Linked DNA regions of Homo sapiens: region 1 is linked to region 2. The links are chromatin loops, found by intact Hi-C in ENCODE. Cell type or tissue: dorsolateral prefrontal cortex. All regions are shown on one strand. Links, peaks and the distances in the headings refer to the core of each region. The heading gives the core; the rest is flanking DNA. Region 1 overlaps WWP2 (WW domain containing E3 ubiquitin protein ligase 2). Region 2 overlaps WWP2 (WW domain containing E3 ubiquitin protein ligase 2).

The links. Peaks named below come from ENCODE experiments on the same cell type or tissue, not always from the same donor. Only the 100,000 strongest peaks of a DNase experiment are listed, where the experiment ranks them.
Region 1: a loop joins it to region 2, with 12 times the contacts of the local background. A loop is called at or near these places in 2 of 110 quality-filtered maps.

What each region holds. Positions count from the first base shown.
Region 1 is chr16:69,882,460-69,898,773 of GRCh38, forward strand. WWP2 (WW domain containing E3 ubiquitin protein ligase 2) reads left to right here. Exons shown (of 24, transcript NM_001270454.2): 8 at 5,580-5,790. Among named protein-coding and RNA genes, the nearest start is that of MIR140, 42 kb to the right of the region's middle. RefSeq lists an enhancer at 8,189-8,712. In dorsolateral prefrontal cortex, for the core only: no CTCF peak of the experiment used is centred there; DNase peaks (open chromatin) are centred at 5,902, 8,332 and 12,432; H3K4me3 peaks cover 608 bases; H3K27ac peaks cover 7,204 bases.
Region 2 is chr16:69,792,464-69,808,777 of GRCh38, forward strand. It overlaps WWP2 (WW domain containing E3 ubiquitin protein ligase 2), which reads left to right. Exons shown (of 24, transcript NM_001270454.2): 3 at 6,219-6,366; 4 at 6,711-6,832. Among named protein-coding and RNA genes, the nearest start is that of WWP2, 38 kb to the left of the region's middle. In dorsolateral prefrontal cortex, for the core only: CTCF peaks have their summits at 4,225 (motif pointing right), 4,428 and 6,170 (motif pointing right); DNase peaks (open chromatin) are centred at 4,038, 4,258, 4,928 and 6,178; H3K4me3 peaks cover 2,649 bases; H3K27ac peaks cover 4,346 bases.

The sequences.
Region 1 (16,314 bases), core at 4,566-12,565, 92 kb after region 2:
TTAAGCATTACGGACAATGTAAAGCATATAAGATAAGGCCTCTGCCCTATGATCTTGTTCCAGAAAAGAAGTTGAAACCACACATCAGCAAAGTCAAAACAGCATGTCACAGGGGCTGTGCGACTGTGTAGCTGAGACCATGGGTGCTGTGGGCTTCACAGTGTGGAGTGCTTTCCCTGGGCCGCAGGGGTCGGGAGGGCGTCCAGGGAAGAAGGCCGATGTGGGCAAAGAGATGCAGCAAGAACACAAGGGACAGAGAGTGGAAGTAGTGAAAAATGCGGGAAACAAATCTGCCCTCGCTCTCAAGATGGGTGCAGTCCTTTTGGGGAGATATGGGTGTACATCAAATAATTAGGATTAAAAGTTAGAGAACATTGGCTATATTGAATACAGTTAAAAGTTAATACAGCAGACCGGGTGCGGTGGCTCATGCCTGTACTCCCAGAACTTTGGGAGGCTGAGGCAGGCAGATCACTTGAGGTCAGGAGTTCCAGACCAGCCTGGCCAACATAGTAAAACCCCATTTCTACTAAAAATACAAAAATTAGCCAGGCGTGGTGGCACTCGCTTGTAATCCCAGCTACTTGGGAGGCTGAGGCAGGAGGATCGCTTGAACCCAGGAGGTGGAGGTTGCAGTGAGCCAAGATCATGTCACTGCACTCCAGTTTGGGTGGCAGGGTGAGACTCCATCTCAAAAAAAAAAAAAAATTAATACAGCAATTCTGTAAGGCATGATGGACTTGTAACTCCTTGTCTTCGACAATCCAGTTTTTCTATTTGAAGCCTCATTAGACTTGAGTATGGTGCCCTGTCCCTGGTTGACCAGGGTGACCGTGGGCCAGTAATGTATTGTTAGAACTTAATTTCTGCTGACTATGAGTTGTGATGGGGTGGATTGACTCCTGAGGTTCTTTCAAGCTTTCATGTTCTAAGAATGTGCGCACACACACACACACACACACACACACTCATTTACTCCTACTTTTTGAGGGCAGAAGAAGGGTACTCGTGAGTATTCGTGGGCACAGAAGGCTTGTCCATGCTAGGATATCTAGCCTTCATATTTTTCTGTTTCCAAATCTGAACTCAAGGTATAGCACAAACTTTCTTTTTTTCAACTTTAAGTTCCGGGGTACGTGTACAGGATGTGCAGGTTTGTTACATCGGTTAAACATGCGCCATGGTGGTTTACTGCACAGATCAACCCATCACCTAGGTATTAAGCCCAGCATCGGTTAGCCATTCTTTCTGATGCTCTCCCTCCCCGCACCCCACCCTGCAAAAACTGTTAAACAGAAGAGCTACTATGGGTGAACCAGGTTGACTCAGAGGCTCTTGGTTAGGCCTGTGGACATGTACAGCCCTGGAGGGAACCTTCCTAACTAGATTTGCAGCTGCATAAACAGTCAGATCCGAGTAGTGTTGATTGGAGGGTCTTCTGCCCTGGCATGCCATGGGGGCTCTGCTTTTGTTCTTTTCGTGGTCAGCTATTTCGTAATAATTATTTTTAATAGTTATATGTTACTAAAACTTTAAAAAAATAAAAGCTTAGACAGTATAAAGAATGTCTTTTTCCTATTCTGCTCACCTTCAGTTTCCTCCTCCAAGGCCCACTGTTGTGTTTCTTGCGGTTCTTTCAAAGATATTCTTGGAATATACAAGCGTATGTATATATATTCCTTGAAAAAACACACACATGTGTATGCACACAAACTCACAAATGATAGCACAATTATACATTGTTCTGCACTTTTTCGTTTAGTAGTTATCTTAGAATGTTCCCATAGTATTTGAAGCTAACTTGAAGAGCTTCGTTCACCTCCCCTTTCCCCACTAACTCCAGCCAAGGATGGGGACAATTTTAGGATCAAAAAGAATATTAGGCTGGGTGCAGTGGCTCATGCCTGTGATCCCAGCACTTTGGGAGGCTGAGGTGGGAGGATCGCTTGAGCTCAGGAGTTTGAGACCAGCCTGGGCAAAATAGTGAGACCCTATCTCTACAAAAAATAAAACTAAAAATTAGCCAGGCATGGTAGCATGAGCCTGTAGTCCCAGCTGCTTGAGAGGCTGAGGCAAGGGGATTGCTTGAGCCTGGGAGGTCAAGGCTGCAGTGAGCCATAATTGTGCCACTGCACTCCAGCCTGGGTGACAGAGCAAGACCCTATCTTAAAAACAAAAAACAAAAAACAATGGATTGAAATATTTTAAAACATATTTGAATCCAGTGCCTCATAAAGATTCTTAAACAAAATGAAACCTCATTGTTCATTTTTAGAGGATGCAAGGAAATCAACTCATTCTGAAGACTGGTAAACAAAGGGAAAGAAGCAAGCATTTCTCCTGCCTTTTCTTTACAAACTGAACCTCCAGGAAGCCAAATAGTTGATATGGGGAGGTTTCTCTTTACAGAAGTATTGTAGCTAATAAATGAAGAAGGTGTGGTAGAATTAGAATATTACTATTTTGCAGGCTTCAGTGAATTATTTAATTATTTAAGCCTATTTCTGAACTTTCTTATTAATTGACACTTGCCTATTCATACATCAGTACCACATTGTTTTAATTGCTGTAGCTTTGTAGTATGTTTTAATACTTTAGAAACTCCCCCTACACACACACACCACTCTTTTACAAACTCCTCCTACACACACACACACACACACACACACACACACACACACATTCTTCTTCTTTAGAATGTTCATGGCTATTCTTGTGTATTTAGTTTTCCTAATAAATTTTAGAATAAATTCATCTAGCTCTGAAAAAAGTCATAGTGTTTTTTTTAAAATTGAGTAAAATGTATAGCTGTGCATAAAGTGAATTGCCATCTGTTGTGTTTTACTGGCTTGCCTGAGATAGAATAGGAATATAAATATCAAGCCTTGCATTTCTGTTAGGGAAACATTAATTGCACAAGATTTAGTCATTTATTAAACAACTAATTTAGCCTGTGTACCAGGCAATATTTTATATACTTCAGAGAAAACAAGCAAATAAATCATAGCCAATTTCTAGCATCAGGCTCTTACCTGTTTGTTAAGATCTAGCTTGGTATCCATCACATCATATGAAGAAATTTGACTTTCAGCTGACCACCAGTTCCATGTGTGCCAATTTTTACATGGTTGCTAAGAGTTATTATAATCTTCGGTTGAATTAGAGGATGTGCAGAGAGGGAGAAGTGGAGCATAGTGACAAGTGGTTTAGGCTCTGGAGGCAGACACCAGGGTGTGAATTAGGTGCTATATGACCTTGAGAGGTGTTGTAGCCTCTTTGAGCTATAGTTTCCTTAAGTGTTAAGTGGGGATATCAATTGTAACTAACTTGTGGGGTTGCGTGTGAGGCCTAAATGAGATAATCTAAAGTGCTTTGCACCTTTCCTGCACATGCTGGTGTTCTGGAAATGTTACCTGGTATTTAAGTTGGTAATCTGACTCTGCTGGCCTCATGGTATCTGATTTATTATGTTTAGTTCCTGATATGATTAGCTAGAAGAGGCAGTAGATGATATCTCGAAGAGGGCAGCCAGATGATCGGGAAAGGGGGGTTGCCTAGAAACACTGAAGAAATGGTAGGCCTCTTTACTAGAAGAGGGAATACTAACATGAAACAGTAGCCATTGATTGGTTGGTTGATTGATTGATGGGTCTCACCCTGTCACCTAGGCTGGGTTGCAGTGGTGCAATCATGGCTCACTTCAGCCTCCACCTCCTCAGCTCCAGTGATTCTCCCTCAGTCTCCTGAGTAGCTGGGACCACAGGTGGGCACCACCATGCCCAACTACTCTTTTAAATTATTTGTAGAGATGAGTCCTCGCTAGGTTGCCCAGGTCTGGAATTCCTGGGCTCAAGCAATCCTCCTGCTTCAGGCTCCCAAAGTGCTGGAATTAGAGGCAAAGTATCTAGGTATCCGGCCTAGATACTTTGAATTGCTTTGGAGATAGAGATGGGGAGACTCAGACCAGGTAATAGAATCAGCCTCACATGAAGAAAAAAAAAAACCAAACAACTTTCTGGGCCAGGTGCCCTGGCTCATGCCTGTAATCCCAGCACTTTGGGAGGCTGCAGTGGGCATATCACTTGAGGCCAGGAGTTCGAGACCAACCTGGCCAACATGGTGAAACCCCGTCTCTATTAAAAATACAAAAATTAGCTGGGTGTGGTGGCGCACACCTGTAATCCTAGCTACTTGGGAGACTGAGGCATGAGAATTGCTTAAACCTGGGAGGCAGAGGTTGCATTGAGCCAAGATGGCGCCATTCCACTCCAGCTTGGGTGACGGAGCGAGACTGTGTCTCAAAACAAAACAACCCCTCACCAACTTTCTGGCAAGTACATCTGTTCAATGATGGGATGATTCTATAGTGAGCTCCCTGTAAGAAACGTTCACGAAGAATCTGGATAGCCACTTGTTAGGGATACAACAAAAAGAATTTCTGCATTAGGAAGATGAGGCTAAATGATGACTAAGGTGTTTTCCTATGAATTTCTAGTATACATGTACACATATGCAATCATATATATGGAAAATTCTCTGCATATAGCTTATCACTTCCAAAAAACCACAGTTCTTTGAAACCTTATTTGATCCTTTTTTGAGTTAGAGGATATTGCAATGCACCTTGGGGTCCTTGTGAACGTAAGTGATCATCAAAGAGGTGAAGAGATGGTGAAATAGGGAGACTTGGGGACTAGTGTGTTTCACTTCTGTCTCATTGTCTATTATCTCAGAGAGAAGACCCTTAGCTATGAGCCCTTCTTGCTTCCTACTTTGAGCATGAGCCTTTACAAGAATGAGCACATTACTGGAAGTTTTCTGCCTCTTTAGTGTGTATGAGCTTTTTGAAAGAAGGTGCTAGTCATGTCTAGCAAACAAATGACAAATTTAAAGAAAAGGATGTGACCCTATAAACTTGGCCTTGCTGCATTTAGCCCCAACACTTTTTTTTTTTGAGACACAATTTTGCTGTCAGGCAAATTTTTTGCAAGGCTGGAGTGCAGTGGCATAGTCTTGGCTGACTGCAAACTCTGCCTCCCGGGTTCAAGCGATTCTCCTGCCTCAGCCTCCCAACTAGCTGGGATTATAGGTGTGCGCCACCATGCCCAGCTAAATTTTGTATTTTTAGCAGAGACGGGGTTTTGCCATGTTGGCCAGGTGGATCTCGAACTCCTGACCTCAAGTGATCCGCCTGCCTCAGCCTCCCAAAGTGCTGGGATTACAGTTGTGAGCCACTGCGCCTGGCCCCAACACATTCCTGTTATGTTGATCTTTCCTGCTACTCTTTTGTTGCAATAAATGTAAATGTAACCACAGTATGTTAGAAAAACTTGATAAAGTTATGTAAAAAAGGTAGTGTTAATATATTTATTTCGGATTCATCCTGATTTCCTTTGGACAGGCATTAATGACTTGCTGTACTTTTCAAAGTCATGTTTTGTAAAACTTTTTGCTGTCGCCCAATACATGTAGTGTAACATTGTAGATACCATGTTAGCCTATTAAGTGAAAAACCTAGCAAGTATAAATAAAATTCTCATTCTTAGTTGATCTTTAAAGTATGATTTGTGCATCTTCAGTGAATGATGAACCCACAACAGCCACTGATCCCGAAGAACCTTCCGTTGTTGGTGTGACGTCCCCACCTGCTGCACCCTTGAGTGTGACCCCGAATCCCAACACGACTTCTCTCCCTGCCCCAGCCACACCGGCTGAAGGAGAGGAACCCAGCACTTCGGGTACACAGCAGCTCCCAGCGGCTGCCCAGGCCCCCGACGCTCTGCCTGCTGGGTGAGTAGTCTTCTGTCCCATAACAGATCTCTCCTCCTCAAAGACTGAGGCTCCTTTACGGGGGTGGAAACAACGTGGTTATTTATTACCTAGTGGCTAGTAGCCTCTGGGGAGGCTGCTGTGCATTGAAGCAAGGGAGGTGTGGAAGAACTGCTTGTTCTACATAAATCTTAAAAAGAATCTCAGTCGCCTGGGGCAGAATCAATGCTACCTTGTACTGTGACTTGAAATGAACAGCTTGACTCAAAGAGTGTGGCTTTTACGGAACAAGGAGCTCATTTTGCTTTCCTGAATCATTGGAGGATGTTCGCCTAGATCCTGCCTAGAAAACAGCTTTTCTCTCTTGAATTTTATCGTATCAGCCCACGGAGGAGTTGGGTTTTAGGCTGTGAATATTGCTGTATGTTATTCTCATAATCGGGACTTAAGTTAACATAAACTACAAGTTTTCTTGCCATCCTTTTTTTTTTTTAGAGATGGAGTCTTAATCTGTCACCCAGGCTGGAGTGCAATGGCACGATCTCAGCTCACTGCAACCTCTGCCTCCTGGGTTCAAGTGATTCTCCTGCCTCAGCCTCCCAAGTAGCTGGGGCTACAGGTGCACACCACCACACTGGCTAATTTTTTTGTATTTTTAGTAGAGATATGGTTTCGCCCTGTTGGCCAGGCTGGTCTCGAACTCCTGACCTCACATCATCCACCTGCCTCGGCCTCCCAAAGTGCTGGGATTACAGGCAGGAGCCACCACACCCGGCCCTCTTGCCATCCTTTAGTTCAGTCAGATGGCGTGGTGGCTCACGTGCCAATCAATTCCATTGCTTTGGGAGGCTGGGGTGGGAGGATCACTTGAGGCCAGGAGTTTGAGACCAGCCTGGGCAATATAGTGATATCCTGCCTACACACACACACACACACACACACACACACAAATGTGGGCACAGTGACCTGTGCCTGTAGTCGTAGCTACTGGGGAGGCCAAGGTGGGAGGATTGCTTGAGCCAGGAGTTAGAGGCAGCAGTGAGCTATGATCACACCACTGTACCCCAGCCTGGACTATGAAGCGAGACCCCTGTCTCAAAAATAAAAATTAAATCTGACAGCAAAGACCTTGGATGATAAGAAGACAGCCCCTGTAAGCCAAAGGGAAGTTCAAGTTTGGTTATATGGTGAGTGGAGATTATAAGCATGGACCTGTGAATCAGACAGCTCTGGGTTTGAATCCCCCCACCATGTGACCTTGGCCGAATGACTTAGCCTCTTGATAAGGTGGAGATAATCATCATACATATCTCCCCAGGAAGTTAAGGGACTCAAATAAGATGGTGAACATGAAGCCCTCACTGATTGGTGGGTGTTACACCTGGTAAGTGATATTTTCCGAGTGGTTGTGAAGGGGCCCTAAAGGAAGGGCATGCTTCTGAACCGGGAGGTGAAGTCCCTTCTTCGCAGCTCTGATCATGGTTGGGGCCAGTTTTCACTGCCTCTCCTGGTTATCAGTTTGGTGTGGAGGAAACCCACATCTGTGTCACTCTAGTTGCTGGTGATCTGGTTGACGATGACTTGGTGGTGTGTATCCTGTGAACCGTTGTGATTCATAAAGGAAAAAAGAAGGGTGTAAGGCCTCTTACTTGACTACAAGGTGCTGTATTATTCTTTTTTTCACTCCCTTATCCCATCTCTTTATTCTATTATTAAGCCACTTTCATTGTTGTTGTTGTTGTTTGAGACAGGGTCTCACTCTGTTGCCCAGGCTGGAGTGCAGTAGTACAGTCTTGGCTCACTGCAGCCTTGACTTCCTGGGCTCAAGCGATTCTTCCACCTCAGCTTCCCAAGTAGCTGGGACTACAGGCGTGCACCACCATGCCTGGATAATTTTTTTTTTTTTTTTTTGTAGAGACAGGGTTTTGCCATGTTGCCCAGGCTGGCTTAAGCCACTTTCAAAAACCCAGTTGTCAAAACAAAAATCTTTTATCGGAAGGCACATGTGACCTTTACTACGTACGTATTGTTTTCCTAGCATGCGCCACGCTACCTAACTCCCGTCTGTTCAGAAAGTCCTGTTCCACATACCTTTGTACCTCAAACCTGGAGAGAATTGGCAGGATTGAGAGGCAGCTCTGGGATGTTTTTTTGTGAGGTTTTTGATTTTAGTGAAGGTTAAAGTGAAAAGCTCACTAATCAATTGCTTTGTGTCCAGCTACTCCCTATAGAGATATTTCTCTTTTGTATGTGGTAAGGAATACTCGAAAGACCTTTGTTTGGTTTGTAATTTCAAGCCTGTATGTTATAATTTGGGGGGAACAATGCAGAATCATGTTGGCAGAAAGGAGAGAAAATGGCCGCCTGTGTCCCCAGTGAGCTGTTTGTTTTCTTTCCGCTGAGCGAATGCCTGGAAGGCCGGCCTCACTCCTGTGTCAGTCACAGGCAATTAGGGCTAATGGCTCAACATGTCTTTATGTAGGGCGTGTGTGAGGGTTACTGTTCTCGGGGATTGGGCACTTCCTGTTTCCAGGCAGCTGGAAAACTCCAGGCTCTGAAAACGCTCTTTATTCTAAGTCTGGCAGATCGAGCAGCCCAGGGAAGCCGATTCCCCTCCCTCATCCTGCCAGAGGCTGAAACACGTTTCTGAGGTAGAGCCTAAACAGCATCTTTTCCTTGGGGCATTTAGAACGTGATGAGGGCCACATGTGGGCCTGGGGAGGCTGCTCCCCACTTGAACATGTACGATGGTCCAGAGAAGGGTGTCGGAGACCCAATTTTCCAACCCAGATGGCTTCCACGTGCTCTTCTCTAAGATGGCTAGGAGGGCTCTGTGGGCTGACTCGGGGCCTGGAGATCGTCAGCCACCTACCTGGAGACTGACTAGCACTGCTGAGTGTCTAAGAGGGAGCATGGCAGGCTTTTGGTTGGCTGATGGAAGCCAGAGAGAGTACTATTTCTGCCAGCGATCCTTCCAGTTCATAGGCCTGCCAGCCCCACCCCAGTTTACTTAAAAGTTTAGGAGATCCAGGCAAGGCGGGTTATTAATTTACCCCTGGTGTTCCAGAGTCAGGGGACCAATGAGAGAAGGAAATCTGTCATTTCTAATTCCAATACCAACAAAGGGTGTGTTGTGGCAAAGGGATTGGAGTGCTATCTCTTAGGAACTGCATCTTCTTGAGTTTGCAGAATGCCTTTATCTTTTATGAGGATATATAAATGCAGCAGCTGAATTGAGTATCTACTAGTGCCCAAGTTCTATATTCGAGGTTTTACACTGTTGATTCTTTCATTAGACAGAATATCTGTTACTATTTAAGAGACAGCAGGTCAGGTACTGGGTATGGCAGATGCAGTGCTAAACAAGAAATGGTTCTTGCTACCAGACTGTTTCATGATGCGTGCCCTGGTCACTCAGTTCTCCCCCTGGCTCGACTCAGCCATTCCCTTGGCTGCCTCTGGGATCTGATGCTAAGTCCATATCTGCCTCTTGAGCCCAGTTCTCTCCTGACTCACTACCTGGACAGTTCCATGTAGCTATCTCAACCCAACAGAACTTATCATCTTACCCATCCCATCCGGGCTAGAACCTGGTCCCCCTCCTGGGAATGGTGCCACCATTTGCCCAGGTGACCTTCAAGTCATACATCTTTCCCCTGACCCTGACATCCGTTCAGTCATCAAGCCCTGCCTCTGGGCCTCCAGACTGTGCTGTCTCAGCTTCCCATACTGATCCTGCTTTGCATTTATCACAGGTGTAATTTGCATACGATTTATTAAGTGACCATCTCCTCCACCATACTCTAGGTGCCATACGGGCAGGGATTGTGTCTTTCTTATTTGCCTCTGAATGCCCAGCACCTAGCACATATGCACCTAGCCTGGCACATAGTGGGACTCCAGGAAATAGTTAAATGAAACAATGATTCTCTCTTTTTTTTAATTTAAAATTTTATTTTATGATTTTTCTTTTAATTATACTTTAAGTTCTGGGGTATATATTTGCAGAATGTGCAGTTTCGTTACATAGGTATACACGTGCCATGGTGGTTTGCTGTACCCATCAACCTGTCATCTACATTAGGTATTTCTCCTAATGCTATCCCTCCCCTAGCCCCCCACCCACCCCTGACAGGCCCCGGTGTGTGGTGTTCCCCTCCCTGTGTCCATATGTTCTCATTGAAACAATGATTCTCTTAAACAACTCTCAAATCTGCCCACTTGGCTACATGCTTTTGCAATATTCCAGACCAAATTACCATGATCTGTCACTCGAGTGACTGTTCTTACCCTTTCCCAATCTATTTTAACTTTTCTTTTTTTGAGACATTGTCTTACTCTGTCACCCAAGCTGGAGTGCAGTTGTGCAATCTTGGCTCACTGCAGCCTCAGCCTCACGGGCTCAAGTGATCCTCCCACCTCAGCCTCCTGAGTAGCTGGGACTACAGGTGCCTGCCACCACACCCAGCTAATTTTGTTTATTTTCACAGAGACAAGGTCTCCCTATGTTTCCAAGGCTGGTCTCAAACTCCTAGGCTCAAGCAATCCTCCTGCCTTGGCCTTCCAAAGTGCTGGGATTACAGGCATGAGCCACTGCGCCCGGCCCTGTTTTAACTTTTAAAAATAAAACTCTGAGCATGACCTTTCACCATTTAGAATGCTCCAGTGGCTTCATATTGTCTTTGGGGATAAATTCCCAAATCCTTAATAAGGCCTAAAAAGGCCTGTGTAATATGACCCCACCTACCCTTCAAGCCTTCGGTGGGATCCACTCCACATCTCTGCCTAAGCCACGATAACTTAACTTTAATTTGACAAATGCATCACCCTCTCTCCGGACTTAGGATCCTCCCCCATGCTGGTCACTCTTTCTGAAACCTTCCTTGCCATCTTGTCCATTAATTCCTATACATCTTCAAGTGTCAACTTAATCAGTAAATCCTCTGGGACTCCCTCCCGGATCCCTGGTGGACAAGAAGAAGTGTGTCCTTCCTCTGTCACTCTTCTCACACCTGTCATTGCTTGTTTTCTGCCTCTCTGCTATTCTTGGCTCTGCACACCAAGGTGGCCGGGAGCCTGGCACAGAGTAGGCTCCCAAGACATGTTTGCAATGAATGGATGAGTGCTTTTAAATGCCATCTTTTTTTTTCTTTCCTTCACCTAGATGAATGTTTTTTGCCTCTTTGATGCCTCAAAGAAAGAACAGCTATGACAGCAATATTGCATTTTCTTCCCAAGGGCAAGAAAGTTGAGCCTAATGCTGTCATTCACTGGCTTGACTGGCTTTGGGTTCAAATATGCATCTCTCATAGTTCAGAATGCTGTTTTTTTTGTTTGTTTGTTTTTGTTTTTGTTTTTGTTTTTTTGAGATGGAATGTCACTCTGCTGGTCCAGGCTCCGTCTCCCAGGTTCAAACAATTCTCCTGCCTCAGCCTCCCAAGTAGCTGGGAGTACAGGCTTGCGCCACCACGCCCAGCTAATTTTTTGTATTTTTTAGTAGAGCCAGGGTTTCACCATGTTGGCCAGGCTGTGCTCGAACGCCTGACCTCAAGTGATCCACCTGCCTCGGCCTCCCAAAATGCTGGGATTACAGGAGTGAGCCACTGCACCCAGCCCTCAGAATGCTCTTCTCTGTTCATAAAGGATCGCTCTTCCTGCACTGGCAGATACTGTGCAGCACGGCTCCTCTTCACTGAGGCATTTGAGCTAAGCTTGATTGCTTTCTGGGCCCTCCAGGGGACTCTGTCTTTCTAACTTTATCTTCTCAACTCATCCAGTCTCCCTCACTGAGTGACAGGAGCAAGGTTCTCTTGGGGATCTCATGGCTGTATTTTTCAGGTTGCTGCATTTTTTTTTTTTTTAACTGAGATGGAGTCTCGCTCTGTCACCCAGGCTGGAGTGCAGTGGCAAGATCATGGCTCATGGCAGCCTCAAATTCCAAGGCTCAAGTAATACTCCTGCCTCGGCCTCCCGAGTAGCTGGGACTACAGGCGCATGCCACTATACCCAGGCTATTTTTTTTTTTTTTTTTGGTAGAGATGAGGGTCTCACTCTGTTGCCCATGCGGATCTCAAACTCCTGGGCTCAAGCGATCTTCCCGCCTTGGCCTCCCAAAGTGCTGGGATTCCAGGCATGAGCCACCGCACCTGGCTGCATTGTCTTTTTGAAATATGCAGCAGATGAGACTTTGGCCATATGTGGTTACACACGTCTGCACGTTTTAAGAACTGAAGGCTGCTGAAACCTGGGCTGAAGATGTCCAAATACAGCACTCCCCATCCCTTTTCTCTGTCCCCATCTGTAAACCCTCCTGCTTTCCATAGCTTTTAAATTAACTAGCGTGAAAGAAGCCAACTGGAAGGGTATGAAGTTTTCAGGTTGCAAATGTCTGTGAAAGAAGGGGTGCCAGGAAGGTTTGAAGGGGCTAGTGAGATAGTGGTTCAGGCCGTGGGCAATGGGAAGCGAGGCTGCTTTGGTCTGCAGGCCCTGTATCTGTTTTTTCTCAGCGCTCAGCCCACTTTGGGGACCCAGTGCTCATTATCAATGAGCCAACTGTGTGTACATGGCTTAGATAAACTCCAAGTGTGTCCCTTACAGTCTTTGCAGCTCCCTCGGTCCCACACACACAGAGGCACATTATTTTGCCCTGGCAGCCAGCACGCCACTGTGGTTTCTTACATAACGGAGGGCGTTGTGTTTGGACTGCCGACTTACTTCAGCTCTGCCATTTCACACCATGCTTTTTCTCCCGCAGCCATTGGCTGCCCCGTCTGTTTCCTGCCTCCGAGTGGAATTAATTGAGGAGGGATGTTTTCTGGATCTTTCGGATTTGCCATCTCCTCTACCCCCCTGCCCAATTATGGATATCCAGAGGCACTCTCTTGAGATGGCCCTTAAGACACTATCAAGGACGACAGCCTTGTAAGAGTTCTTGGATGTTTGTTTGTGGGGACACTCTAAGAGATGTTGGAATTTGGAGCTTCTCTGCTAAGTTATAAACCAGGCGCTGCCATTGAATTTCATTCCAAACTCAACTTCAGCACTAGCCAAAGAGTCTTACCCAAGGAGTTTTAACACTGAGCTGCTCAAAACTATTTGTGAGAAAACAGTCCTTTTTGGTTGTTGTTTTGTTTTAATTTATTTTAAAATAGTCTGTCTATTGTGAATCCTTTAATTCTATACTCTGTTCAATGAGACGAATCTATTGAGCACACATGTGGATATTACAGCAATGTCAGATCGGTACAAAAGTTCCTAAAGTGGGCCAGGCTCATGCCTGTAATCTAGCACTTTGGGAGGCCGAGTCAGGAGGATTGGTTGAGTCCAGGAGTTCGAGACCAGCCTGGGCAACATAGCAAGACTTCGTCTCTACAAAAAATACAAACAAAAACATCAGCTGTGTGCACCTGTGATCCTAGCTATTCTGGAGGCTGAGGCAGGAGGATCGCATAAGTCCCGGAAGTCGAGCCTGTAGTGAGCTGTGTTCAAGTCACTGCCCTTCAGCCTGGATGACTGAGTGAGACCCTGTCTCAGTTAAAAGAAAAAAAAGTTTCTAAGTGCTTAGAAACTTCAGTACTTTTCTGGTCACAGAACAGTAACAGTTTGGGCTGTGGACCATTCTTTGAGTAGCATCAGATTAAAGGATTACACTGAGCGTCTGTGTCTTTCCTCCAGTTTGTTTCTTTGCTTAGTATGGTTAGTTTGTGACTCTGCAGGGATTGTTACATGCTTAGGTCACATGGAATAGTGTGTGTTTCTGGCTTCCTCATCACCATCTCAGAACTTAAACTCTTATTTCCAAAGATTCTACTGTTGTCGGAGGCTGGGCCATGAGATGTTTTCACCTTATGTGTATGTATTCATGCATAATTATTCATTTTCATTTCTACTGCACTTTCTTTCCTTTTTTTGGAGACAGGGTCTCATTTTGTCACCCAGGCTGGAGTATAGTGGCGTGATCATAGCTCACTGCAGCCTCAACTTCCTTAGCTCAAGCAGTTCTCCTGCCTCAGCCTCCCAAGTAGCTGGGACTACCATGCGCCACCATGCTCAGCTAATTTTTGTACTTTTTGTAGAGACAAGGTCTTGCTATGTTACCCAGGCTGGTCTTGAACTCTTGGAGGCTCAAGCGATCCTCCTATCTTGGCCTACCAAAGTGCTGGGGTTACAGGTGTGAACCACCGTGCCCATCCTTACTGCAATTTCTTGAGAGCTCCTCAAGAGTAAAGAATATTGTGTCCGTCTTTGTGTTCCCTGTACCCAGCATACAACTTGGCTTCCAAAGAGAGGGAGTGATGTGTTACATGAGTGGGAAAATGATATCACATTCTCAGTGGCCCTTAAAATTTTTTAAAGTTTTTTTCTGATCTTATTATAAAAGCCCATTGATGGAAAATTAGAAAAAAATAGGAGGTGGGAGAAGAACAGTACATAATAACAACAGTTAACAAACACCCCCCCAGAGCTGACCATTGGTATTTCTTCTGCAGCTTGTGTGTATTTTTTTTTTTTTTTTAAACACTAACTACAGCTACCATGTATTCTAAGTGTTTCTAAGGTGCTGGGGACTGCCCAGTTTCCTACCTGGATGATTTCATGCAGTCTTCCCTCTGTGAGAGAGCTACTTTTATCCTCATCTTGCAAGTGAGGAGAACTTAAGCAATTTGCCTGGCACCACATATACAGATACACGTATAACACACATCTACCAAAAGTTGATAATCTTCCAGTATATGCTTTTAAAATCCATTCGTTTTTATTGTAAAATATTGTAAGCATGCAGATACAAATGGAGAAGAATGTAAAAAATACCTGTGGCTCATCATCTTTGGCTCTGTGCTGCATTTGCTACAGGTCTCTCCCCGTCTTTTTTTTTTTGTTTGTGTGTTTTGTTTTTGAGACAGAATCTGTGTCACCCAGGCTGGAGTGCAGTGGCGTGGTCTCAGCTCACTGCAGCCTTGACCTCCCAGGCTCAGGTGATCCTCTCGCTTCAGCCTCTCGAGTACCTGAGACCACAGGCACATCCTACCATGCCAGGCTAATTTTTATATTTTTTGTAGAGATGGGGTTTTGCCGTGTTGCTCAGGCTGGTCTTGAACTCCTGGGCTCAAGCAATCTGCTCCCCTAAACTTCCCAAAGTGCTGGGGTTACAGGTGTGAGTCACTGTGCCCGGCACCTGAGGAGGTCTTTTTTTAACCACCTCTTTTTAACCCCTTGATGTATAAGATGTTACCAGTACAGCTGAAGCTTCCATGAACTCTCTGATCTCATTCCCTGTATACAGTGATACATGGAACTTGGGACATGCATTTAAACTGCTATACGGTGTTCTGTTACATGAACAGATAAAAATTTATCCATTTACTTGTTTCTTGACAGCTAGAAAGAATGGCTGCAGTAGGCCAGGCGCAGTGGCTCACGCCTGTAATCCCAGCACTTTGGGAGGCCGAGCTGGGTGGATCACAAGGTCAGGAGTTCGAGACCAGCCTGGCCAATGTGGTGAAACCCCATCTCTACTAAAAATACAAAAATTAGCCGGGTGTGGTGGCGCATGCCTGTAGTCCCAGCTACTCAGGAGGCTGAGGCAGAAGAATGGTTTGAACCAGGGAGGCGGAGGTTACAGTGAGCCGAGATCGTACCACTGCACTCTAGCCTGGGCGACAGAGTGAGACTCCATCTCAAAACAACAAAACAAAACAAAACAAAACAAAAAAAACACAATGAAACAATGGCTGCAGTAAAGTTTTCCTGTGCATGCCTTTTTGTGTATGTGGTTTTTTCTTTTTCTTTTCTTTCTTTCTTTTTTTTTTTTTTTTGAGACAGAGTCTTGCTCTGTTGCCCAGGCTGGAGTGTGCAGTGGCACAATCTCGGCTCACTGCAACCTCCGCCTCCTGAGTTCAAGTGATTCTCCTGCCTCAGCCTCCCAAGTAGCTGGGATTACAGGCATCTACCACCATGCTTGGCTAGTTTTTGTTTTTTTAGTAGAGACAGGGTTTCGCCATGTTAGCCAGGGTGGTCTCAAATTCCCAACCTCAGGTGATCTGCCCACCTCGGCCTCCCAAAGTGCTGGGATTACAGGTGTGAGCCACCACTCCCAGCCAGTTATTTCTTAAAGATTTGTACAGCAACTGGAATTTCTGCATTATAGGAAATGAAGATCTTCAACTTCAGTAGGTATTATCAAATTGCCTGAGTCACCTAACCAATTCATACTCCTGTGAGCATGCATAAGCATTCCTGCTAAAACTTAGTGTTGTCAGGTTCGTTTCATGTGGGCCAGTCTAATGGGCATGAATGGTACATCTTTGAGGATTCAGTTTGAAGTTCCCTGATTACTATTGAGATTGAACCTCTTTTTACATGTCTTTATTAGGTTCTTTGGTTTCTTCTTTTATAAATTGCCTATTTATTTTTGTCCATTTTTTATTTGTCTTTATATATATTTATTTTTAATCTGCAGGATTCTTTTTTGTTGTTGTTTTTGTTTGTTTTTGAGACGGAGTTTCACTCTTGTTGCCCATGCTGGAGTGCAATGGCGCAATCTTG
Region 2 (16,314 bases), core at 2,990-10,989:
TATTTCATGAAAGAGACTTTCTAGATAAACTTGCTCATATCTTTATTTTAGCCTGTCTTTTAAGAACAAGAAATATTCAAAATATCACCCTGCTGATTAACTGTAGGTTACAAATGTGTCAGTGGAGAGACCTGGCCAACTCCACATTAAGCAGATGTTCAAACTTAGTATCCCCAATGGCAGGACAACCTAATGTATGTGGTAAGAGGTACACGACATAACTTATGTAGTATTCTTCTTTCTTTTGAGTCAGGGTCTCACTCTGTCACCTAGGCTAGAGTGCAGTGGCACAATTACAGCTCACTACAGCCTCGACCTCCTGGGCTCCAGGGATCCTCCTATCTCAGCCTCTCGAGTAACTGGAACTACAGGTGTGAGCCACTACACCTGGCTAATATTTTATTTTTTGTAGATTTGGGGTCTTGCTGTGGTGCCCAGGCTTGTCTCGAACTCCTGGGCTCAGGTGGCCCTTCTGCCTCGGCCTCCTAAAGTGTTGCAATTACAGGGTGAGCCACTGTGCCTGGCCTTTAAACCGAATCTAATCATGAGGAAACAATTGTAATCACCCAGTGGGTTCTTCTTGCCCACTGCACAGATAAAATAAATTCACTGCTGGGCGCGGTGGCTCATGCCTGTAATCCGAGCACTTTGGGAGGCCTAGGTGGGATCATGAGGTCAGGAGTTCAAGACCAGCCTCGCCAAGATGGTGAAATCCTGTCTCTACTAAAAATACAAAAAAATTAGCTGGGTGTGATGGCAGGCGCCTGTAATCCCAGATACTTGGGAGGCTGAGGCAGAGAATTGCTTGAACCTGGGAGGCAGAGGTTGCAGTGAGTCAAGATTGCACCACTGCACTCCAGCCTGGGTGACAGAGCAAGACTCCATCTAAAAAAATAATAATAATAAATAAATAAATTCACTGGGACTGTAGCATTGCATTAGAGAAAGAGTTTAATTGACACAAAACAGGCCATATGGGAGACAGAGTTATCACTCAGATCAGTCTTCCTGGAGGCTCAGAGATTAGGGTTTTTATAGACAATTTGACAGGTAGGGGACTAGGGAATGGGTGCTGCTTATTGGTTGGGGATGAGATTATAGAGGTGTGGAAAATGGTCCTGTGCTGAGTCCACTTCTGGGTGGGGCCACAGGATAATTTGTTTCACGAGTCAAGTCACGGGCCCAGGCAAAGTCAGTAGATTGCCAGAAAGAAAAAATCTCAAAAGACCAACCTTAGGTTCTGCAATAGCGATGTTATCTATGGGAGCAATTGGGGAAGTCACAAATCTTGTGACCTCTGGCTTCATGACTCCTGAGCAGTAAGGGATTATAGAAACTATACCTACCTCTTATTAGAATTCAAGCCCCTCCCATAATCCTAACCTTGTGGCTGTTGATTAGTTTTACAAAGGTGGTTTCGTTTTGGGAAGGGCTGTTATTATCCTTGCTTTTTTTTTTTTTTTTTTTTTTTTTGAGACAGGGTCTTGCTCTGTTACCCAGGCTGGAGTGCGTTGGACAATCTCAGCTTACTGCACTTTCTGCCTCCTGGGTTCAAGCGATTCTCGTGTCTTAGCCTCCTGAATAGCTGGAACTACAGGCGTGCGCCACCACGCCCGGCTAAGTTTTGTACTTGTAGTAGAGACGGGGTTTCACCAAGTTGGCCAGGCTGGTTTCAAACTCCTGGTCTCAAGTGATCTACCTCCCTTAGCCTCCCAAAGTGCTGGGATTACAGGCATAAGCCACCATGCCCAGCTATCCTTGCTTTAAGATTAAACTATAGGCTGGGTGTGGTGGCTCATGCCTGTAATCCCAGTACTTTAGGAGGCTGAGGCGGGTGGATGACTTTGAGCTCAGGCTTAAAGTTTGAGACCAGCCTGGGCAACATGGAAACCCTGTCTCTACAAAAAATACAAATATGAGCCAGGCATGGTGGCTCACACCTGTAGTCCCAGCTACTTGAGAGGCTGAGGTGGGAAGATCGCTTGAGCCCCAGAGGTGGAGGCTGCAGCGAGATGAGATTGCACCACTGCACTCCAGCCTGGGCAGCAGAGGGAGACCCGGTCTCAAAAAAAAAAAGAAACTATAAACTAAATTTCTCCCAAAATTAGCTTGGCCCATGCCCAGGAATGACCAAGGACAGCCTAGAAATCAGAAGTAAGATGGAATCAACTATGTCCGATTTCTCTGTCATAATTTTGCAAAGGCAGTTTCACAATTAGAAAAATGTAGAATTTGCTGCATTCTTTAAAACAGCTGGTGGAAGTCTTTAAAAATCATTGTTGCCTTGGCAAAGCTGCTGGGATTATAAAAGAAAAAAACCAAAAAGTTAAACAAACAAAAATCATTGCCATGGAAAAGAAGGGAGGATGTTCTAGATTTTAAAAGATTAAGGAGATAGTAGCCACAGGCAATTTGTATATATTGATTAGGTACTGAATTGGGGGAAAAATGGCTTTAAAAATATGTCTGGGGACTGGGCAGTAGCTCATGTTTGTAATCCCAGCATTTTGGAAAGCTCTGGCGGGTAGATCGCTTGAGTCCAGGTGGATTCCTTGAGCCCAGGAGTTCGAGATCAGCCTGGCCAATGGGGTGAAATCCCGTCTCTACAAAAAAAATTAAAAAGTTAGCCAGGCGTGGTGTTGCGCACTGGTAGTCCCAGCTACTCAGGAAGCTGAGGTGGGAGGATCGCTTCAGCCAGGTAGGTCGAGGCTGCAGTGAGCCGTGATCGTGCCACTGCACTCCAGCCGGTCTACAACTTACTTTTTAATGGTTTTACCTAGGAAAAAAAATGCGGATACACACACACACACACACACACACACACACACACATACACAGAGACATAGATGGCATTTATCTATAACCTTTGGTGTCCAATAGAATAGTCACTGTAGCCACATAGAACTGTTTACACTTAAATTACAATTATATAACATTTAAAAATCATATCCTTATTTGCACTAGCCATATTTCAAGTGTCAATAGCCACATGTGTCTCATGGCAATGTATTGGGCAGCACAGATGTGGAACATTTTCGTCATCATGGAAGTTCTCTTGGGTAGTGATGCTATAGACACATAGAACAGAAAGCAAATGTGGCAAAATGATAACAATTGGTGAAGAGTATACAGTATTTATTGTTCTATTTCAATTTTTCTATAGATTGGAAACTTAAAAATAGGAGGTTTTTTTTTTTTTTTTTTTTTTTTTTGTGAGAGTCTCTCTCCATCACCCAGGCTGGAGTGTGGTCTCAGCTCACTGTAGCCTCCGCCTCCTGGGTTCAAACAGTTCTCATGCCTCAGCCTCCTGAGTAGCTGGGACTACTGTTGTGCCCCACCACGCCCAGCTAGTTTTTGTATTTTTGGTAGAGACAGGGTTTAGCCATGTTGCCCAGGCTGGTCTCAAACTCCTGGCCTCAAGTGATCTGCCTGCCTCGGCCTCCCAAAGAGCTGGGATTACAGGCGTGAGCCACCATGCCCTGCTTCAAAATAAGAGTACTAAATGCCAGTATGATCCTAGATTGGGGCCTGGACCAGAACAAATTTTTTTTTCTTTCTTTTTTTTTTTGCGATGATGGGCATCGATAGGACAATTGGCAAAATACGAATAAAGTCTGTAAATTAAATATTAGTATTATAAAAAGTTAAATGTCCTGATTTTGATAATTGTGCTATTGGTTATGTTAAAAAATGTGTTTGTTGGGAAATACACCCAGAAATATTTAGGAGTAAAGGGGCACAATGTCTAGAGCTTACTCTCAGAGTTTCAGGAAAAAGTGTGTATGTGTATGAGCGCAGATACTTCTCAACTTACAGTGGGGTTACGTCCTGAAAAACCCATCATAAGTTGAACATATCGCAAGTTGAAAATGCATCTGATACTCCTAATCTGCCGAGCATCATAGCTTAGCCTAGCCTACCTTAAATGTGCTCAGGACACTTCGATATCCCGCAGCTAGGCAAGATCATCTGGTGAAGGGGTACACGGCAGAGTATCAATTGTTTGCCCCTGTGATCACGTGGCTGACTGGTGTTGCGGCTCACTGCCGCTGCCCAGTAGTACCGCATATGACTATTCTGCGAAAAGACCAAAATTCAAAATTTAAAATACAGTTTTTACTGAATGCATATCGCTTTCGCACCCCTGTAAAGTCAAACGTCCTAAGTAATGCACCATTTGTAGTCCCTATTTTTTAAAGGCATGTAGATTCATGCTCTTACCACCAGGTGGCCTCAGTTAACCTTGGTCCGTGTGTAAATCACTGCACCTCATTTTTCTACCCTGGGCCATGCCTCAGTACCACAAACCTTTGTCCCTAGTACTGTTCCCTTGTCGCTTCTGAATCTTAGCCACAGCTGATTTTTTATCTGTTGTCTTCCTCCCTTCTGTTCCTTTGGGGCCAGAGGAAGATAGTTACTGCTATAAAAAATCTGAAGGTGAATTTGGCCTTTGCCAAGTTGTAGACACCATTGTAGGACTGTCACCTTTCAGAAGAGTCTGGGAGGGAGGGATTTGCTTATACTCAAACAGGGAAGCTCAGGCTAGGATAGACTTGCCATTACAGGCAAGGGAGCATCAGTTGTATCTCTGATTTGGGGCAGGATGGGAGACGTCTAGATGTGTTTTACCCTAGCGACCTGGCGTTTCCACCAGGGGTAATATACACTAGGATGTCTGTCTAGCTCCTCGGTGTGATGCTTGTGTAGCTTTGTACTCCATGAGTCTTTGGCTTGCTGGTCCCAAACGAACATCAGAATTGTTGCCACATGAAGGCTATGAGCGGAAGAAGAAATGTAGATGACTAACGACACATGGCAAAAATATTCAACCTTGCTGGTAATCGAAGAACAGCAATAGAACAAATAAGTAAAGTTCAATAATAATATGCAGCATGATGTGGAATCAGACCGGCCGGGTGCACAGTCTGGCTTGTAGCTCCCTGGCTATGTAGAGTGGGAGAGTGACCTTGCCTCTCAAGCCTGTTTTCTCCTGGGTAAAATGGGGTGATGATATATTCCCTGCCTCATGGGTTTGTTGTGAGGATTCAGTTAGAAAATGTATGCACATGGCAGAGGGTCTTTAATAAGTACTCATAAAATCTTAAATATTATCTTTATTTATTTCAGTTAAAATTTATAAATTGGCCAGGTGCGGTGGCTCACGCCTGTAATCCCAGCACTTTGGGAGGCCAAGGTAGGCAGATCATCTGAGGTCAGGAGTTTGAGACCAGCCTGGCCAACATGGTGAAACCCTGTCTCTACTAAAAATACAAAAATTAGCCAGGCACGGTGGCGGGCGCCTGTAATCCCAGCTACTCAGGAGGCTAAGGCAGGAGAATTGCTTAACCTGGGAGGCAGAGGTTGCAGTGAGCCGAGATTGTGGCATTACACTCCAGCCTGGGCAACAAGAGCCAAACTCTATCTCAGAAAAAAAAAAAAAATTATAAATTTTGTTATGTTCCCAGGCTGGTCTTGAACTCCTGGGCTGAAGCAGCCCTCCCACCTTGGCCTCCCAAAGTGCTGGGATTCCAGGCATGAGCCGCCACGCCCGGCCTTAGCTGTTGTCTTTACACCATGCGTTTTTAACCCATGGATTTGCAAAAAGTGAACAAGCATATCCCTTAGCACTCTGTGATGTCTGGTAAAATGAATATTCTCCTGTAGCACTGATGGGAGGCTACATGGGTTTACCTTTCTTGGAAAGGAATGGGCAGTTTTAAGAACTTTAAAAAGTGTTCGTATCCTTTGGAGGAATACTCAAGAAAGGCATGCAGATGTATATGTTCACGGTAATTTCCCCAGAGCGAACAATTGCAAGCAGTCTATTCGACAATGAAAGAATAGTTAACATATACCTATTATGGGCTTGTATTGCAGTCATTTAAGAGTGACTTATGGGGGTGAAGAATTTTTAAAGAATTGAATAAATAAAAGATGAAAATCTGGAAGGCAATTTACCAACGATAAATTGGTGATGATGATCACTGGCAGTTATCCCAGTGGTTTCAGGTTAGGGATTTTTTTTTTTTTTTTACACTTCATATTTTTTTTGGTGTGTGTACTCACATTTCTTTAAAAAGTTTTTAGAATCAAGACAAAACAAAATGTATTGATTTATTTTTTAAAGCAATAACTAAAAAGAGCCGGAACATCTGCCACAGGGGGGCATCTGGGAGCCCTGGGACTCATCTTTGACTTTTTCTTTCTTTCTCTCCCAGTGGTGTCCGCAAAGCCCAAGGTGCATAATCGTCAACCTCGAATTAACTCCTACGTGGAGGTGGCGGTGGATGGACTCCCCAGTGAGACCAAGAAGACTGGGAAGCGCATTGGGAGCTCTGAGCTTCTCTGGAATGAGATCATCATTTTGTAAGAGAAAGCCCCTTCTTTTTGAACGCAGCAAGATGGGGAAAGAGAGAGGGTGCTCCGAGGGGGTTGTGGGAGGTACAGATTCCCTGTGGCACCTCCGACTTTTTCTACCTATGGTACCCAAGGTGACTCTTTTTAGGTGTTCCTACACCATTGAGCTCATAGAGCGTTCATTATTATCTAGAGGGTTACAGGGTCAGCTTTGAGAGGGGAAAGGATATATGTGGGTGTCTGCCTGTTTTGGTTCCCCCTCCCCAAGATGTCAGCAGTTTAGTTTAAATGTTTTCTTCTAAGTTATAGGAATGATCTGCTTGGATGTAATGAATCAGGTATTTGTTTTTCAGGAATGTCACGGCACAGAGTCATTTAGATTTAAAGGTCTGGAGCTGCCATACCTTGAGAAATGAACTGCTAGGCACCGCATCTGTCAACCTCTCCAACGTCTTGAAGAACAATGGGGGCAAAAGTACGTATGATGAAGGGGGTGCCGACGTGATTCTTGGGTGGGGATGGGAGGACCTGGCAGATCAACCTGGTATTGCAATTTCCCCCAGGACTAGGGGCTGCAGTACCTCTGTTCTCCTTGGATGCTGTCTTTGGAGTTTTGGGAAGGCTGAGGGCTCCTCTCTGCCTCCACTACAGAGTTTAGCCCTCTTTGTCCAGGGCCTCTAGTAATGTGATGCAGTGGTGTGTTGCCCTTTATCCTTCCTTAGGGACTGGAAACTTTCTGTCTGCCTCTGCTCCTCTTCCCGTTGCAGGAGATGTGTGATATGTTGAATGAAACTGTCAAATACCTCTAGCCTAAATCATTGCTTTTCTAGCCTCAGCCCTAAAACAGAACAAAGGAGCTGTGTGTATACGTATATGTGTGTGTGTGCATGCCTGTGTGCATGTGTGCACGTGTGTGTCTGGGATAGTATTACAAATAGTGCCCTGTGCTTACTCGGCACTCAGTAAACATTTACTGGATGTTGGAACGTGATGGACGCGCCATCTGAATTAGCCAACGTGCCTCTACGTCACGGACATATAAATCCTCATCTATTTATTGCTGTTTGTGGTCAGTGGCATGGCCCATGGCGGTGGTATTGGACCCTCCTTCATAAGGCCTCTATTCAGAGCAGTACCATATGTGGCGAATGAATGGCATGGAAAGAAAGGCTCCTTTTTCTCTTGATATCTGGAAAGTATTTTCTGAAAGTGGATGTAGCTTAAGAGAGAGGTGGGGGCGGGGAGAGTTGCGTCCCAGCGAGCGTGTTACATGATTTAAGAGTCTTTCTTTTCTCTCCAAGCCTGTCCTTTTAAGCGATGGGCCACTTGAAAGGTCTTTGAGCCTCCTCTGGTCTTTTCTTTTCGGCTGGGCACATAGAGATGTGCTGAACCCACACTGGCCCGAGGAATTGTTTAAAACCAGAGATGTGCCTCCACTTTAATCCTGCAGAGAACTCCCTGATTGCTTTGTCTTCTGAATTGGTGTTTATTTTCCCAAACCCTAGCCAGCCTTTTGTAATTTGATCATCAGGGAGAATTCTATTTATTGCAATATTTGGAAATATACTTGTGGATAGCCTCACATTAGGATGCAGCAACCAGCATGAGGGTCCTTTTTTCCTCTTCATTTGCCCAGCCAATATACTTTTGCTTTTGGTTAGCAAAAGTCCTTGTAGAAATTGTAAATTACAGAAAGAAAACAAAATTTGCCCCTAAGCACAGCACCTAGTAATAGTTATTGTTTTTTCTTTTTTTTTTTTTTGAGATGGAGTCTTACTCTGTTGCCCAGGCTGGAGTGTAGTGGTGCAATCTCGGCTCACTGCAACCTCCGCCTCCCAGGTTCAAGCGATCCTACCACCTCAGCCTCCCAAGTAGCTGGGATTACAGGCATGTGCCACCATTCCCAGCTAATTTTTGTATTTTTAGTAGACATGAGGTTTCACTGTGTTGGTCAGGCTGGTCTTGAACTCCTGACCTCAGGTGATCTGCCCGCCTCATCCTCCCAAAGTGTTGGGATTACAGGCGTGAGCCACTGCACCCAGCCTGATAGTTATTCTTAATGTTTTTTTAAAAGCAATTTTATGGCCGGGGGTGGTAGCTCACGCCTGTAATCCCAGTACTTTGGGAGGCTGAGGCGGGTGGATCACCTGAGGTCAGGAGTTCGTGACCAGCCTGGCCAATATGGCGAAACCCTGTTTCTACTAAGAAAAATACAACAATTACCCAGGGATGGTGGTGGGCGCCTGTAATCCCGGCTACTCAGGACGCTGAGACAGAAGAATCGCTTGAACCCGGGAGGTGGAGGTTCCAGTGAGCCGAGATTGCGCCACTGCACTCCAGCCTGGGTGACAGAGCAAGTCTTAAAAAAAAAAAAAAAGCAATTTTACTTTAATTAATTAATTTTTATTTTTATATATATATATTTTTTGAGACAGGTTTCTCACTTTGTCACTCAGGCTGGAGTGCAGTGGTGCAATCTCGGCTCACCGTAGCCTCTGCTCCTGGGCTCAAGTGATCCTCCCACCTCAGCCCCCACCCCTAGTAGCTGGGACTACAGGCACACGCCACCATGGCCTGGCTGTATTTCATATTTTTAGTAGAGAGTAGGTCTCACTATGTTGCCAGGATGGTCTGGAACTCCTGAGCTCAAGTGATCCGCCTGCCTTGGCCTTCCAAAGTGCTGGGATTACAGATGCGAGCCACTGCGTCTGGCCAATTAATTAATTTTTAGATTGAGATGGGATCTCCCTATATTGCTCAGGCTGGAGTGTAGTGGCTATTTATAGGCACGATCACAGCTCACTGTAGCCTCAAACTCCCAGCCTCAAGCCATCTCCTGCCTCAGCCTCCGGAATAGCTGGAACCACAGGCGTGCACCACTATACCTGACTACTGTTAACATTTTGATGTATACATTTTTGAGCTTTTAAATTTTATCTTTTAAATAATTTTTTCCCCTCAGATCCTTGTTCTGATCTTTTTTTATATTTGTAGACGTATATTGATGTTTATGACATCAATGAAACTAAATTGAGATTATACATGAACATATTATTTTGCAATATGCCTTTTTCTCTTTAAAAATGTATCAATATATATTTATTTTTATTTATTTATTTTTTTTTCTGAGACGGAGTCTTGCCCTGTTGCCCAGGCTGGAGTGCAGTGGCGCGATCTTGGCTCACCACAACCTTTGCCTTCTGGGTTCAAGCGATTCTCCTGCCTCAGCCTCCCGAGTAGCTGGGACTACAGGCACCCACCACCATGCCCGGCTAATTTTTGTATTTTTAACAGAGACAGGGTTTCACTATGTTGGCCAGGCTGGTCTCGATCTCCTGACCTCGTGATCTGCCCGCCTCGGCCTCCCAAAGTGCTGGATTACAGGCATGAGCCACCGTGCCTGGCCTATATTTATTTTTAGTTGTGATAAAATACACATGATGTAAAATTAATCACGTTAATAATTTTTAGGTGTATAGGTTAGTGGTGTTAAGTACATTCACCTTGTACAACCATCACCACCATCTATCCCCAGAACTCTTTTCACCTTGCAAAACTGAAATTCTGTCCCATTAAACCATGACTCCCCCATCCTCCCCTCGCACCAGCACCTGGCAGCTACCGCTCTACTTTCTGCTTCTGTGAATTTGGCTTTTCCAGGTAGCTTATGTTAGTGGAACCATACAGTATTTGTCCTTTTATGACTGGCTTATTTCAGTCAGCATAATGTCCTCAAGGCTTATTCATGTTGTAACATGCGTCAGAAGATTTTTCTTTCCTTTTGTTTTTTTTTTTTTTGAGACAGGGTCTCGCACTGTCGCTCAGGCTGGAGTGCAGTGGCGCGATCTCGGCTCACTGCAACCCCTGTCTCCTGGGTTCAAGTGATTCTCCTGCCTCAAGCTTCCAAGTAGCTAGGATTATGACAGGTACCTGCCACCATGCCCAGCTAATTTTTTTATTTTTAGTAGAGACGGGAGTTTCACCATGTTGGCCAGGCTGGTCTCGAACTCCTGACCTCAAGTGATCTGCCCACCTTGGCCTTCCAAAGTGCTGGGATTACAGGCATAAACCACCGCATCTGGCCCAAGATATCTTATTATGTATGTGCAAATATACCAAAATCTGAAAAAATCTGAAATCCAAAACACTTCCAGTCCCAAGCATTTCAAATAAATACTTATGAGACCTGTACAATTTACCTTCCCATCAGCAGTGGCTGAAATTTCTGGTTTGTATTGTACCTTGGCATATATTGGATATTACTTGTAAAAAAAAAAAGCCTTTTTTTTTCCTATTTGATAACTATTAACATTATGATGGATTTGCTTTTCCTGTTTCTTTTTGGCTGAATTATTTTTATTTTCTTATTTTTTACTTTTTTGCTCTGATCTCCTGGCCTCTCAATAAGAAGTATTTTAAAGTATATTCTAGACGTCCTGACATTTTATCCTAGATTCTTCAGCATGCATCTTGTTAAAACAGGACATTTTCTTTATTTTAATTCTTCTACTTTTTTCTATTTTTTTTTTACTTTGGAACATTTACATAAAAAAAACATTATCTTACACAATTACTGTATCGTTATCACATTTAGCAATAGTGACATGAATTCCTATTTATGTCTAATAACCTGTTCATAGTTTCACCATTTTTCTCAACATGTCGTTTTGCAGTTTTACATTTGGTTTGCTTGAACCTGGGTTTGGGAAGGTCCATTCATTGGTTGTTCTATCTCTGAGGCCCCCCACTTCCACCCTGCTTTTTTGTGTGTGTGTGTGAAAGCAAATTTGTTAAGAAAGTAAAGGAAGGCAGGGCGCAGTGACTTACACATGTAATCCCAGACCTGGGAGGCGGAGGCAGGTTGATCACCTGAGGCCAGGAGTTCGAGACCAGCCTAGCCAATATGGTGAGACCCTGTCTCTACTAAAAATGCAAAAATTAGCTGGGCACAGTGGCGCACGCCTGTAATCCCAGCTACTCAGGAGTCTGAGGCCGGGGAGTCACTTGAACCTGGGAGGCGAAGGTTGCAGTGAGCTGAGATTGTGCCACTGCAGTCCAGCCTGGATGACAGAGCAAGACTCCGTCTCAAAAAAAAATAAAGTAAAGGAATAAAGAATGGCAGAGCAGCCTCCACCCTACTTTTTAAAGCTGTGATTTGTTGAAGGCTACTGAAGGATTAAAAAAAAGTGTTTATTGCCCTATTAATGTCCTTTGCTCATTTTTATATTGAAGTGTGCATTTTTCTCTTTTGGTATTGAAAGAACTCTTTATTTGTTAAGGTTATTATTCTTCGTCTTACCATTTGTAAATGTTTTTCTAGTTTTTCATTTGCATTCTAACTTTGTATGTTTTTAACTTTCTGTAGTCCAATCTGTCACCCTTTATGTTTTCAGCATTTTCTTTCATGCTTTGGAAGGCATTCCCCCTTCTGAGATGAGGTAAATGGTCACCTCTATTTTTTCCTAGGTGTTTATGATTTTATTTTTTCCTGGGTGTTTATGATTTTATTTTTTCACATTTAATTCTGCATCCACATGAGTTTATTTTTGTGCCCAGTACAAATAGGGATCTAATTCATTTTTTTCCCTAATATGTAGCTGATTGGTTTAGCACTACTTATTGAATAATCCATCTGTTTCCCCAATGACTTGAGTTGCTTCAGCTTATATTAAAAACATATGTGTATTTGGGCCTGCTTAGGGACTTTCCATTGAATCCATCGTTTTATTAGCCTTTCCAAATCACTCTGTCTATGCTATTGTAAAATTATGTTTTAATATCTGGCAGTTAAGTTTCTCTTTTTTTTCAAAGTCTTCATGCTTCTTTTCTTTGCATATATCACATCACTAGATGAACCTTAACAGTTTCATCAGATTCTCTCCTCTTCCTACTCCCCATGCCCCCTAAAAAATCTCTTGAGATTTTATGGAGTCCTGTCATATGTAAAGTTAACGTAATGGGGAATTTTCATACTGAACTCCCCACATAGGAACATGGAATGTTTCTAAATTAATTCAAATAATTTTGAAGTTATCTTTAAATAGATTCCACTTTAAATTTTAAAAACCTTTGGTATTATTTTCAGTGGGATCTTTTCTTATTCTGTCTTCTAACTCAGTATTGTTGGTAAATGGCTGTTTCTGCATTTTCTTTTGTAATCTGTCAGTTTACTGAGTCCTTTAGTATAGGTTTGCAGTAGTTTCTTTTGAGTTTGCTTGGTAGACTTTTTTTTTTTTTGAGATGGAGTCTCACTCTGTCACCCAGGCTGGAGTACAGTGGCATGATCTTGGCTCACTGCAATCTCCACCTCCTGGGTTCAAGCGATTCTCGTGCCTCAGACTACTGAGTAGCTGGGATTACAGGCGCCCAACACCATGCCTAATTTTTGTATTTTTGGTAGAGACGGGGTTTCATCATTAAGGCCAGGCTGGTCTCAAACTCCTGACCTCAGGCGATTTGCCTGCCTCGGCCTCCCAAAGTGCTGGGATTACAGACGTGAGTCACTGCGCCCAGCCTGCTTGGTAGACTTTTATGTGGGTTGTGACACTGATAATTTTGTTAATCCTAAGAGATAATTATATTTCTATTTTGTGTTAGTTGCTTTGCATAAAACTTTCTGTTTTAGTGGTGATAGAGAAATGCCCTCTAGTAAATAACTTCTAGGTGTAAGGCTGGGTATTAGTAACCTTTTTGCTTTCTTCTTCTTTTTTTATTTTATTTTTTGGCACCTTTCTGACTGGGAATCTTTTTGATTTATTAATCATTGCAGGTTAAAAAAAAAGTCAGGAAGGATGTTGAGTTTTTTTTTGAGACAGGATCTTGCTTTGTTGCCCAGGCTGGAGTGCAGTGGCATGATTACCACTCACTGTGGCCTCTACCTCCCAGGCTCAAGCAATCCTCCCATCTCAGTCTCTGGAGTAGCTGGGACTATAGGTGTGTTACTAATTTAATTTTTTTTCTTTTTTTTTTTTTTTAGAGATGGTATCTCACTATGTTGCCCAGGTTGGGTGTTGACTTTGTATCAAATATCTATTAAGCAGCCATTGGAATGATTATATGATTTTTCTTCTTTAAATTACTATATTAATTTCTACAACTGGGCACAGTGGCTCATACCTGTAATCTCAGCACTTTGAGAGGCTGAAGCAGAAGGATCACTTGAGGCCAGTAGTTTGAGACCAGACAGGGAAACATAGCAAGACCCTGTCTCTACTAAAAATTAAAAAAAAAATTAGCCAGGTGTGATGGTGTACGCCTGTAGTCCCACCTACTTGGGTGACTGAGGCAGGAGGATCACTTGAGTCCAGGATTCTGAGGCTGCAGTGAGCTATGATTGTGCCAGTGCACTCTAGGCTGGACAGCAGAGTGAGACCCTGTCTCTAGAAAAGATTTTTAAAAATCTATTATATGAATTTCCTAATAGTAATTATCTTAGAATTTCTAGAATATACCTAGTTGCTCAAGATAGACTATTCCTTGAAAATTTTGTTAGAATTGTTTGTTAATATTTTATATTGGGGTTTTCCATCTATATTCGTTAGTGGTAATTTGTCTGTAGCTTTGGTCTATTTTTGTCAGCTTTGGAATCAAGGCCAAGCTAATTTTATAAAGTAAATTGATGTGCTTTCCAACTTTGGGAACAGTCTCTATAACATGGGAATTATCTGTTCCATGAGTGCAGCAAAGAGCTCACCCATAAAACCAACTGGGTCTGGCATCTTGCTTTGAAATAATTCTTTGATGACTTTTTTTTTCAGTTTTCCCCCCCATAATTACTGGTTTGTTCAGCTTCTTTGTTTCGTCTTGACTCAATTTTGTTAACTCATTTTTTTCTGAGAAAATCGGTTCATGAGATTTTCAAATTTATTAGAATAAGGGTTTTAAATATCATTCTCAGTTTAAAAACGTCTGTAATATTTTTTACTTTAAATTTTTGCTATTTGTGTGTTTCCCCAGTTTTTTTCTTGACTAACTTAAACATTTTTGTTTTTCATTTTTGCTTTTAAATTTACTTTTCATAGAACAACTTCTTGGATTTGTCAGATACCATATTTTGTAATATTAATTTCTGTCTTTAGCTTTATTAACTTTTCTACTATTTGCCCTAGATCTGTTTTATTTATTTATTTATTTATTCATTCATTCATTCATTCATTCATTCATTCATTCATTTATAGCTTTTCAGGTTGAAAGCTTACTGCATTTATCTTTGTCTTTTTTTTTTTGAGATGGAGTTTATCTCTTTTTGCCCAGGATGGAGTGCAATGGCATGATCTTGGCTCACTGCAACCTCTGCCTCCTGGTTTCAAGTGATTCTCCTGCCTTAGCCTCCCAAATAGCTGGTAGCTGGGGTTACAGGCACACGTCACCATGCCCGGCTAATTTTGTATTTTTAGTAGAGATGGGGTTTCACCATGTTGGCTGGGCTAATCTTGAACTCCTGACCTCAGGTGATCCACCTGCCTCAGTCTCCCATACTGCCGGGATTACAGGCGTGAGCCACCGTGCCTGGCCTATCCTTGTCTATTTTTGTTTAATAATGAAAACATGTTTGCTTTGTACTTGTCTTTGAATTTTCACCCCTGGATATTGAATTTTTTTTCTTTCAATGTAGCATTGAAAACTCATCTCTACAAAGATTTAAAAAAATTAGCTAGGTGTGGTGGTGTGTGCCTCTGGTCCCAGCTACTCGGGAGGCTGAGTCGGGAGGATTGCTTGAGCCCAGGAGGCTGAGGCTGCAGCGAGTTGTTATTGTGATACTCCACTCCTGCCTGGGTGACAGAGCAAGACCCTTTCTCCAAAAAAAAAAAAAAAAAAAAAAAAAGAAAAGAAAAAGGAAAATGAAAGGGCAGCCAGGTGCAGTAGCTTATGTCTGTAATCCTAGCACTTTGGGAGGCTGAGGTGGTAGGATTGCTTGAGCTCAGGAATTTGAGACCAGTCTGGGCAACATAGTGAGACCCTGTTTCTACAAAAAAGAAATTTAAAAAAATTAGCCAGGTGTGGTGTTGCACACCTGTAGTCCCAGCTACTTGAGAGGCAGTGGTGGGAGGATTGCTTCAGTCTGGGAGATAGAGGCTGCAGTAAGCTGTAATCATGCTGCACTCCAGCCTGGGTGACAGAGCAAAACCCTATCTCAAACAAACAAACAAAACAAAAAACATTCTTAGTGTTACAACTTGAATATGTACATGTGTCCACAGCTGCGTAATCATCACCCACATCAAGACATAGCATATTTCTAGCATCCCCAGAAGTTTCCCATTGTCCCTTCTAGTTAATTTCTCCTCCCTGAAATAACCACTATTCTGACTTCTATCACTATTGTTCAGCTTTGCCTAGTATTGAATTTCATATTAGTGAGAACATGCAGTATGTTTTCTTGTGCCTGGCTTTTCATTTTATATCTTTGAGATTAAAGATATATGACCTTTTTTTGCATGTGTCAATAGTCTTTTTTTTTTTTAATAGAGATGGGATCTCGCTATATTGCCCAGGCTGGTCTCAAGTGATCCTCCCACTTTGGTCTCCAAAAATGCTGGGATTACAGGCATGAGCCACCATGCCTGGCCTGTCTTTTATTTTTATTTTTATTTTTTTTGAGATGGAGTTTCACTCTTGTCGCCCAGGCTGGGGTGCAATGGTGCAATCTTGGCTCACTGCAACCTCCACCTCCCAGGTTCAAGCAGTTCTCCTGCTTCAGCCTCCTGAATAGTTGACATTACAGGCACCTGCCACCATGCGTGGCTAATTTTTGTATTTTCAGCAGAGACAGGGTTTCGCCATGTTGGCCAGGCTGGTCTTGAACTCCTGACCTCAGGTGGTCTGCCTGCCTCGGCCTCCCAAAGTGTTGGGATTACAGGCGTGAGCCACTGCGCCCGGCCATGGCCTGTCTTTGTATTTGGGTGTAGTGTTCTGTTTTATGAATACACCATAATTTATTTCTCCATTCTCCTATTG